2 separate regions of the Homo sapiens genome follow, and region 2 is linked to region 1. Evidence: read pairs that join two places in POLR2A ChIA-PET (ENCODE). Cell type or tissue: PC-9. All regions are shown on one strand. Links, peaks and the distances in the headings refer to the core of each region. The heading gives the core; the rest is flanking DNA. Region 1 overlaps BASP1-AS1 (BASP1 antisense RNA 1). Region 2 overlaps MYO10 (myosin X).

Region 1 (5,381 bases), core at 206-5,205:
CCTGGGAGGCAGAGGTTGCAGTGAGCCAAGATCATGCCACTGCACTCCAGCCTGGCGACAGGGCAAGACTCCATCTCAAAAAAAAAAAAAAAAAGATATAGAGCAGTTCCACTATCCCCTCCAAATTCCTCCATGTCAACTCTCGCCCAGCCCCAGCCCCTGGCAGCCACTGATCTTTTTTCTGTCCTGTTAGATTTGCTTTTTCCAGAATGTCACACACCTAGAATTATACATTGTACAGCCTTTTGAGTCTGGTTTTTTTTTTCACTTAGCACAATGCATTTGAGATCCCTCCATGTTGTTCTATGCATCAGCAGTTTTTTCCTTTTTATTACTGAACCGTATTCCACGTATTCCATTGTGTTCCATTGTATGCCAGCTTGTTTATTCAGTCCCAAATTCCCAAATTGAAGGACAGATGGGTTGTGTTCAGTTTGGAGCAATTCCAAATAAAGTCGTAGAAACATTCTCTTCCAGGCCTTTGTGTGAACTAAAGTTTTCATTTCACTTGGGTAAATACTTAGAAGTAGAATCACTAAGTTGTTTAGTAAATGTGTGTTTAACTTCATAAGAAACTGCTAAATTCTTTTTCATGGTGGCTGGACCATCTTGTGTTTCTCCCCATAGCATATGAGAGTTGAATAATTGTTTTTAAATTCTGTCATCCTTTATATTTCTTAGCTGGCATTCTCCCATGATGAGAAGCATTTCCTCATCAACTTGAGATGAACCACTGATTGGTTTATAAAGGCAGAGTAAATGCTAATTTTTCCACATCGTTACCCATTTCCAGAGGAAAGAGTTTTACAGTAGTTACTTCCAGACCTCCTCTTTTTCTCATTCTTCCTTTCTTTTTTATAACTACAGATGTAGATATTTTTATTTACTCCACATTTTACAATCACTAACATTTATCATTCTTAATAATGCTCAAATTCTTCTAAAATTCTTCCCTGGTGGGAAGGCTGTCAAGCTAGTCCTTAACCTTTCGACATGACTTCATTGGCTTTTGACACTTTTTTGCTTTCTGGCATGGTAAGATTCCCATTCTCACCTTGAACTTTCCTTGAATCAAGCCTAGGATCAGCCATTCTCCAAGAGATCTGGTTCCTTTTAATAGCCTTTAGAAACCCATTCTGGGCAGCAGGTATCTCATGGCTACTGGACACCATCACCTCTAGGTTCCTTGATTAGGAATACATGCACAGATAAACACTTTAAATCAAGACTAGGAGCTATGCATACACTGAAATTACAGATTCGTACCAATACTCCCAATTAAAATTTAACCTTCTTCATGCCTTTTATTTTTTAATTTGTATTTCTTTTATATCAAAATTACAATGCCAGCCTTACCCCAGCACTTTGGGAGGCCACGGAGGGTGGATCACAAGGTCAGGAGATCAAGATCATCCTGCCAATGTGGTGAAACCCCGTCTCTACTAAAAATACAAAAAAATTAGCCGAGCATAGTGGCAGGCGCCTGTAATCCCAGCTACTCAGGAGGCTGAGGCAGGAGAATTGCTTGAACCCAGGAGGCAGAGGCTGCAGTGAGCCAAGATTGCCCCATTGCACTCCAGCCTGGCGACAAAGCGAGACTCCGTCTCAAAAAGAAAAAACAAAAAACAAAAAAAACTAAACAGGCCAGGCATGGTGGCTTACACTTGTAATCCCAGCACTTTGGGAGGCTGAGGTGAGCAGAGTGCTTGAGCCCCAGGAGTTCAAGAGTTCGAGACAGCCTGGGCAACATGGCAAAACCCTGTCTCTACACGTGTGTGTGTGTGTGTGTGTGTGTGTATACATATATAGATATAGATATGATTTTTTTTTTTTTGAGACTGGGTCTCATTCTGCCACCCAGGCCAGAGTGCAGCAACACGGTAACAGCTCACTGCAGCCTTGACCTCCCAGGCTCAAGCGATCCAAGATGTTTTGTATTTTTAGTAAAGACAGGGTTTCACCATGTTACCCAGGCTGGTCTCGAACCCCTGGCCTCAAGTGTTCCTCCTGCCTCCGCCTCCCAAAGTGCTGGAATTACAGGATTGAGCCACTATATCCAACCTACAGAAAAACTTTTCAAAAAAATTAGCCAGGGCTGGGTGCAGTGGCTCGCGCCTATAATCCCAAGTACTTTGGGAGGCCGAGGCTGGTAAACCACTTGAGGCCAGGAGTTCAAGACCAGCCTGGCCAACATGGCAAAACCCCATCTCTACTAAAAAAAAATACAAACATTAGCCAGGCATAGTGGCACGTGCCTGTAGTCCCACCTACATGGGAGGCTAAGGCAGGAGAATCACTTGAACCCAGGAGGCGGAGGCTGCAGTGAGCTGAGATCGTGCCACTGCACTCCAGCCCAGGAAACAGAGCCAGACTCCGTCTCAAAAGAAAAAAAAAAAGACTAAACACAAATATCCAATGGAGACATTTCCTGCCTAAAACTGTACAGGAATAGACAAGACGGCAGAGGTGGGGCTAACTAAACTTCCCTCCTTATAACCCAAAAAGTGGCTCCCAGTACCTGTGGAGGTATTACCCCTCTCCCCAGGGGAAGATGCCAACAAGATGAGAAGGAAACTCCAGTTTCTAGAAACTTCAATTTTCACCTGTGTCTGAAAGAGGAACAAGATGCATACCATCTGGAAGAGAAAGGAAAAAGACCTGTAGCTGGCTTCCAGTGTTTCAGCACTCTGAGTTTGTTAGGGCTAAGGAAAGGAAAATAGGGCGTGATTAGTATTATGAAGGAGGCCGGAGTGTTGTACTAAAATATCTTCCCTGAGCACCTTCCTGAAACAGCTCCTGAATTGACACCTCAGTGAAAAATGCTACTTTCACTGAGAGAAAAAAAGACAAAAACCTGGAAATGCCTTATAAAAAAAAATCTGTTGTCTGTGTTTCAGGAAGTCTCTACTGATTCTAAATTTCACCTCTGATCCGAACCCTGGTGGTCTGATGATATTACTTCCTACTTCTGGGACCTCTACCCTACGAAACCCACCTCTCACTGAAACAAGTGGATATCTTTGTGGTTGCTGCCACGGGATTTAAGAGTCCTTTTTTTTTTTTTGATACGGAGTCTTGCTCTGTCACCCAAGCTGGAGTGCAGTGGTGTGATCTCAGCTCTCTGCAACCCCCACCTCCTGGGTTCAAGCGATTCTCCTGCCTCAGCCTCCTGAGTAGCTGGGATTACAGGCATTCACCACCATGCCCAGCTAATTTCTGTATTTTCAGTAGAGACGGGGTTTCACTATGTTGGCCAGGATGGTCTTGATCTCCTGACCTTAAGAGATCCTCCTGCCTCGGCCTCCCAAAGGGCTGAGATTACAGGCGTGAGCCACCACGCCCAGCCTAAGAGTCCATTTGAAGCATTTTTATTCTAAGAAAATTTATTTCCATATGTAGTTGGGATGAAAAGTCTATGAAATCCATTCAAAACAAAGGTGCTTTCAACTATACTGTTTGAAGTTACAGTTTTGTTTCTTCCCTTATCCTGTGCTATCTTAAGCCATATGTTGTTGTAAATTAACAGGAAAGAGGGCATTTAAAACAAATGGTTTATGTGAATAGCATTAATCCCGTCAAGACTAGTTTGTGACAAGGGCTAAAGATTGCACTCTTGCCTTTTAAGCTCAACCAAGTTAAACATCTGAACTATTTCTGCTGTCTTGTAAATATTAAGATGTAACACGTTTCTGATGTTTGTTGACATTTGTTGTACTTTTGATGAACAATTAGCCTGCAAGAATATTAACAGGAAATTCCATTCATGAGATAAGCAGCTGTTTGTGCAAAGCTTCAGCCAGATCATGGGACCAAAAATCTTCTTTATGCAACTACTGTTTGTTGAATAGTCAGCATTCCTTGCATGTTCAAAAGGAAATGCTTTGGAAATAACTTTTATGGCTAATTTTGACTTTTATATTTTCGTAAGGAGAAAATAACTTTCATGGTTAATGTTGACTCTTATACTTGCAGGTAGTAAAATAATGTCCTTTATCACCATGTAAATTTCAAACAGTAGTCATTGACAAATCCCTAGTAATTTCCAAATTGTAATGCAGAATCCTAAGGCTGGTGTTAAGATCCCTGAGTCCACGTCATATCATAATGCATGATTATTTTATTGAAATAAAAACCTACAATTATATGAAACACTCTCTCTCTCTCTTTTTTTTTTTTAGACAGAGTCTTGCTCTGTCACCCAGGCTGGAGTACAGTGGCACAAACATGGTTCACTGCAGCCTCAACTTCCCAGGCTCAAGTGACCCTTCTGCCTCAGCTTCCAGTAGCTGGGACCATAGACACGCACCACCACACTCAGCTAATTTTTAAAATTTTTTCTATGGACAGGGTCTTGCCATGTTGCCCAGGCTGGTCTTGAACTCCTGGGCTCAAGCAATCCTGCCTCTTTGGCCTCCCAAAGTGCTGGGATTACAGGCGTGAGCCACAGAGTCTAGCCAAGAACGCTCTCTAATTCAAAAATGTTTCTTAGGCCAGGTGCAGGCTCACACCTATAATCCCAGCACTTTGGGACCGAGGTGGGTGGATCACCTGAGGTCAGGAGTTTGAGAGCAGCCTGGCCAACATGGGGAAACTCCATCTCTACTAAAAATATAAAAATTAGCCAGGCATGGTGGCACATGCCTATAGTCCCAGCTACTCAGGAGGCTGAGGCAGGAGAATCGCTTGACCCCGGGAGGTGGAAATTGCAGTGAGCTGTGAGCTGAGATTGCGCCACTGCACTACAGCCTGGGCGACAGATCAAGACCCTATCTCAGGAAAAAAAAAAAAAAGTTTATCTTCCATATTTTGAGCTGTTAAAACATTTCATGTAATATTCACATAGCAACATGTATTTAGTATCCACTAAATTACTGGAGATACAACTCCAAAGGCATTTGGAGAGAGGAAGAAGACTGACAAATAACTAGGTAGATAATTTTGCCATCACAGAAATGATGGCAGGTCTCTAGAAGCACTAAGGAGACAAAATTGTTTTTCATGGCGGGGTGTCTTATCAAAGATTCACTCAAAATTCATCAATCATCAGTCACCAAATCCTGTAGAATTTACCTCCTAAATACCATCCCCTCTGCCTCTTCCTCTTTATCTCACTGTCCCGACTGCCCCCTCTCCTCTCACTTGCAAAAACCTATCTGCTTCTATCTAGCCTGCCTGCTTCTCATCTCTCTGATACACCATTAAAGCCCAAACTTTCTGGGTCATGTGGCCCTATCAGTAAAAGATTTCTGACCAGGCATCCCCAGTATGACACTTATTTATCAACTCTACACGTGAACTGCTTGCTCTCAGTCATGTGTAAGTATCAGTAAAGCTTAGTGTCTTCTTTATTTTTTTTCAGATTAAAGAATACATCTGTATCC
Region 2 (5,381 bases), core at 153-5,152, 350 kb after region 1:
TGGTTCATACTTGAACTAATATCTTTTAGGAACATCTAATAGCAATGGTCAAAATAATTGCTTCTTTTAGAAATATATAGGTGACAGCTGGGCTCTGTGGCTCATGCCTGTAATCCCAGCACTTCTGGGGGGCCAAGACAGGTGGATTGCTTGAGCCCAGGGGTTTGAGACCAGCCTGGGCAACATGACAAAACCCTGTATCTAAAAAAAAAAAAAATGCAAAAATTAGCTGGCTGGTGGCACATGCCTGTAGTCCCAGCTCGGGAGGCTGAGGTGGGAGGATCACTTGAGTCTCAGAGGTGGAGGCTGCGGTGAGCTGTAATCATGCCACTGCACTCCAGCCTGAGTAACAGAGTGAAATCATGCCTCAAAACAACAACAACAACAAAGATATGTGTATATATATATATATACACACACACACACACACACACACACACACGCACACACACACACACACATACATACACACACAGAGAGAGAGAGAGAGATAGGTGACATAAAATGAAAGAGATTTTTGCGATATATTTTTGATTGTCCAATTTAGAATCTTTTTCCTGAAATTATACTGAGATTGTATTGTCAGTTTGGGAAACTTGTGTGAAAAATCACTTACTGCTGATAATGAAATAATTGAATTCCTCTCCCTCCCTCAGGTATTCACTTACAAGCAGAGCACAATTACCCACCAGAAGGTGACTGCTATGCACCCCACGAACGAGGAGGGCGTGGATGACATGGCGTCCTTGACAGAGCTCCATGGCGGCTCCATCATGTATAACTTATTCCAGCGGTATAAGAGAAATCAAATATATGTAAGTTCCACTTGTAATTCCTTTAAAAAGATCCTCACGTTTGAGTGAATGCTTATTTTTGTTTTCAGAGAGTATTTCTTGCCTTTTGAGAATTCTTGTTAATCTAAGTAAAATTATGTTTTCAAGGGATTTGCCACATTAGAAACTTGGGTCAAAAATCATGTTTTCCTAGAGTTTATTGCCTAGGTTTTATTAGTGGGGATTTACTTTCTGTGGAAGGGCCTTCTGCACATCGAGGTAGTTTGACCTTGCTGCTTGTGAATACGCTGTGTTGTGTTCAGTTTCTAAGTGTTCTGCCACGGAAAGAAGTCATGGAGTTGTAGACTGACCGAGGGAAAATGTTGACTTGTGGACATGAGTACTTGAGCTTAAGCTGTCTTTTCTGGATTTTTCTCTTTCTGTGGATTTTCAGTCATTTTTCTGGCTCTGAAGCCCACCCTAGGGTGATAACTTGCATTCAAGGGAACCCATCTTTCTAAGTTGTGGGATTCCTGTTTGCTATTTTGAATGGAGAAATACATAAAAAGTGGTCATGCACATTTTTCTCTCAACTTCTATGAAATGTGACTATACCTGTATTATAAAGTGATATTTAAGAATCACTTGTTATAAATTTTTGACGTGAAAGTACAGATACTGCATTATCTGTCAAGATCAGTTGACCTGCAGATTTTCTCCCCTTTTCCATCTGCCTGTTTGCAAGTCTTTATAGGAAACTAAAGGCAACTGGTTATGTATGTTTATTTCTCTTGTCCAGCTCAAATTTATATAGTTTTTAAGCCAAAATTATAATACTTTAAAAACTCTTGATCTTTTAGTCATTTTTATTCTTTAGGAGTTACATTTCTTTGCCAATATGTTTGTGATTATGATTAATAATAAATTAGCCTTTGCCAGGTGCTGTGGCTCACACCTGTAATCCCAGCACTTTGTGAGGCCGAGGTGGGCGGATCACGAGGTCTGGAGTTTGAGACAAGCCTGACGAACATGGTGAAATCCCATCTCTACTAAAAATACAAAAACTAGCTGGGCATGGTGGCACATGCCTGTAATCCCGGCTACTCAGGAGGCTGAGGCAGGAGAATTGCTTGAACCCGGGAGGCAGAGGTTGCAGTGAGCCAAGATCGCGCCACTGCACTCCGGCCTGGGTGACAGAGCGAAACTCTGTCTCAGAAAAAAAAGGCCAGGTGCGGTGGCTCACGCCTGTAATCCCAGCACTTTGGGAGGCTGAGACGGGCGGATCACGAGATCAAGAGATCGGACCATCCTGGCCAACATGGTGAATCCCCGTCTCTACTAAAAATACAAAAATTAGCTGGGCGTGGTGGCGTGTGCCTGTAATCCCAGCTACTCGGGAGCCTGAGGCAGGAGAATCGCTTGAACCTGGGAGGCGGAGTTTGCAGTGAGCTAAGATCGCACCACTGCACTCCAACCAGGCGACAGCAAGACTCCATCTCAAAAAAAAAAAAAAGAAAAATCAGCCTTAAAATGGATAGTAGGTGCTAATTGAAACTCAAGGCATGCTTAATATTCAGGTTCTTCCAATTTATCTACCCTTAGACTGAGAAAGGAGCTGGGAAAGAGAAAGAATTATATATTTATGGGTTTAAACTGCTAAATTTTCCTCAGTTAAAAAAAAAAAGAGTGTATTTGCCTTTTTTTTTTTTTTTTGAGACAGAGTCTCACTCTGTCACCAGGCTGGAGTGCACTGGCACTATCTTGGCTCACTGCAGGCTCCGCCTCCTGGGTTCAAGTGATTCTCCTGCCTCAGCCTCCCGAGTAGCTGGGACTACAGGCGTGTGCTACCACGCCCAGCTAATTTTTGTATTTTCAGTAGAGACAAGGTCACCATGTTGGTCAGGATGGTCTCGATCTCCTGACCTTGTGATCCGCCCGCCTCGGCCTCCCAAAGTGCTGGGATTACAGGCATGAGCCACTGTGCCCCGCCCTTTTTTTTTTTTTTTTTTTACACTGTGAAAGTGTCATTTTTGTCAAATCGACCTAATGTTTGCCAAATGTTTTCAAACAGCCCTGTCCAGAGAAATTCAATCATGCTGTCTTCCTCTGACTTGCTGAGCTAGCTTGTCCTGTCTTTAGATTAAAATATTTTCCATATGTTCAGAAAAGGTAATGTTTATACCTGTTGGTGTGAAAGTGGCGATGCATTCTGTGTTTTGCATGAGCTGGCATAATGTGCATTTATTTCTCTGTTCTCATCTCAAAGATCCCCTTGTAGATGACCAGTGAACCACCTCTTTCCCATAGAATACCACTGCATAGGTATCCACATGACCGCTGCACTGTGCGTGTGTTGTTATTATTAAATATTTGACACTGTCGTGTAACTATTTGTTTACATAGCAGTTTCTTTGCTAGGTTTGTCAAGGACTTATTTTGTCTTCCTGGAACCAAGGACACTGCCAGGCACCTGGTAGTTGTGCAATAAATGTTTATAAAATAAATGCCATTCATATTACAAAGTCTTGTAGTTGATAAAATGTGAACCTGGATTTTAAAATTTTTTATTGGTGTATGTCTCTTGTAGGTGCAGATAGGTTGAATATACCTAATCCAAAAACTCCAAATCCACAATGCTTCAAAATCCAAGACATTTTGCATGCTGATGTGTTGCTGAAAGGAAATGCTCATTGGGAATATTTTGGATTTTGAATTTAACTTAAATTATGCTTAACCAGTACATAGTATGCAAATATTCCAAAATCCAAAAAATATTGAAATCCACAACACTTTGTGTCCCAGGCATTTCACACAAGGGATGCTCAATCTATATTTTGAAACTCATACTTTGCTGTCATTAGAGAAAAAACACAAGTTTGTTTTTTTTTGTAATAGTGTCTTGCTATGTTGCCCAGGCTAGACTCAAACTCCTGAGCTAAAGTGATCCTCCTGCCTTAGCCTCCTGAGTACCTGGGATTACAGGCACGTGCCAGCATGCCCACCTAGACACAAGTTGTTATTGTACATTTTCAATAGTCAAGAAAAAGTAAGTAAATTAGAAGGAAAAAAAAACTACACAAGGGTTTAAAAGGCAGACCCTTTTAAAAAGTTTTTTATTTATTTTCCTCTTTTCATGATAATAATGTTAAACCTGACAGCTAAATTGCCAATACATACTATGAATAAGATCTTGGTCTTGGAATAAGGTCATATTCTTCCTTTCTAAGGGGAAACCCGTAGGATTTTTGTGCATCCAATTTGCAGTTCAGTTCAGTTAATTATGCCATTGTAGACCTTCCGTTTGAGGCTTGCAAAATTGTATATTATCCATAAAGCAGCCACCATGATTTTTTAAAATTATCATTGAAGCCATTCACCGGAGATGTCAGCGTCTGTTGGACTCCGCTCACATCGAGACAAGACCGCCACCTGTCAGAACAGCCACTGCTTCTCCACATTTGATCCTGGCTCGGAGCAATGCCTGTCTATATCTTTAAAAGAGAAAAAAAATAAAATGACTTGAATTGTTCCAGAGATGTTGCATTAGTTTTCTTTTGCTGGATAACCAGTTACCATAAGTGTACCAACTTAAAAAAACAAAACGGCCAGGCACAGTGGCTCACGCCTGTAATCCCAGCACTTTGGGAGGCCGAGGCGGGCGGATCACGAGGTCAGGAGATCGAGACCATCCTGGCTAACATGGTGAAACCCCGTCTCCACTAAAAAAAAAAGTACAAAAAAATTAGCCGGGTGTGGTGGCGGGCGCCTGTAGTCCTAGGTACTCGGGAGGCTGAGGCAGGAAAATGGCGTGAACCCGGGAGGCGGAGCTTGCAGTGAGCCGAGATCGCGCACTGCCCTCCAGCCTGGGTGACAGAGCGAGACTCCGTCTCAGGAAAAAATAAATAAATGAAGATTACAGTTCTGTAGGTTGAAAGTCCCATAAGTCTCACCAGCAGAAATCAAAGGGTCAGCAGGGCTGCGTCTGTTTCCAGATGCTCTAGAGGAGGATCCGTTTCCTGCTCATTGTGTCGTTGGCTGAATTCAGTTACTTGCAGTTGGAGGACTGAGGTCCTTGTTTTCTTGCTGACTGTCACCTGAGGGCTGTTCCCAGCTTCTAGAGGCCGCTCACATTCCCTGGTCTCCTGATCTGTGGCTCCCTTTCTTCATCTTCAGTGCCAGTAACCATGTATTGTTTCCCTCTCATGGCTTCAAATCTTTCCTCCTTCTCCTCCACTGTCTTCTTTCTCTCTCTCTGACTGCAGCCAAGAAAGGCTGTCTGCTTTTAAGGCCTCACATGATTAGATTGGGCCTCCCTGGATGATCTCCCCATCTCAGGCTTCATAACCATAATCACCTGTGCAGAGCCCCTTTGCCATGTGACATTATCTAGTCACAGGCTCTGGGATGAGTGTGGATGGATGTCTTTGCGGGAGGAGCCATTATTCTGCCCACCATACGTGTCCTCCTTTTTTTGTTGTTGTTGGTTTTTTTTTTTTTTTAGAGCCAGGGTCTCACTTTGTCTCCTGGGCTGGAATGCAGTGACATGATCGCTGTTCCCTGCAGCCTCTAACTCACTCCTGGGCTCCAGTGATCCTCTCGCCTGAGTAT

What was found. Peaks named below come from ENCODE experiments on the same cell type or tissue, not always from the same donor. Only the 100,000 strongest peaks of a DNase experiment are listed, where the experiment ranks them.
Region 2: POLR2A ChIA-PET joins it to region 1 with 7 read pairs; 4 of 35 experiments call an interaction of 5 or more read pairs at or near these places.

Annotation. Positions count from the first base shown.
Region 1 is chr5:17,168,018-17,173,398 of GRCh38, reverse strand. The region is part of intron 1 of BASP1-AS1 (BASP1 antisense RNA 1); the gene reads left to right. It overlaps LOC105374664 (a long non-coding RNA gene), which reads right to left. Exons shown (of 4, transcript XR_001742614.2): 3 at 2,519-2,636; 4 at 1,112-1,185. Among named protein-coding and RNA genes, the nearest start is that of MIR10522, 15 kb to the right of the region's middle. RefSeq lists a silencer at 305-599. In PC-9, for the core only: no CTCF peak of the experiment used is centred there; no DNase peak of the experiment used is centred there.
Region 2 is chr5:16,813,443-16,818,823 of GRCh38, reverse strand. MYO10 (myosin X) reads left to right here. Exons shown (of 41, transcript NM_012334.3): 3 at 657-815. Among named protein-coding and RNA genes, the nearest start is that of MYO10, 120 kb to the left of the region's middle. In PC-9, for the core only: no CTCF peak of the experiment used is centred there; a DNase peak (open chromatin) is centred at 3,193; H3K27ac peaks cover 989 bases.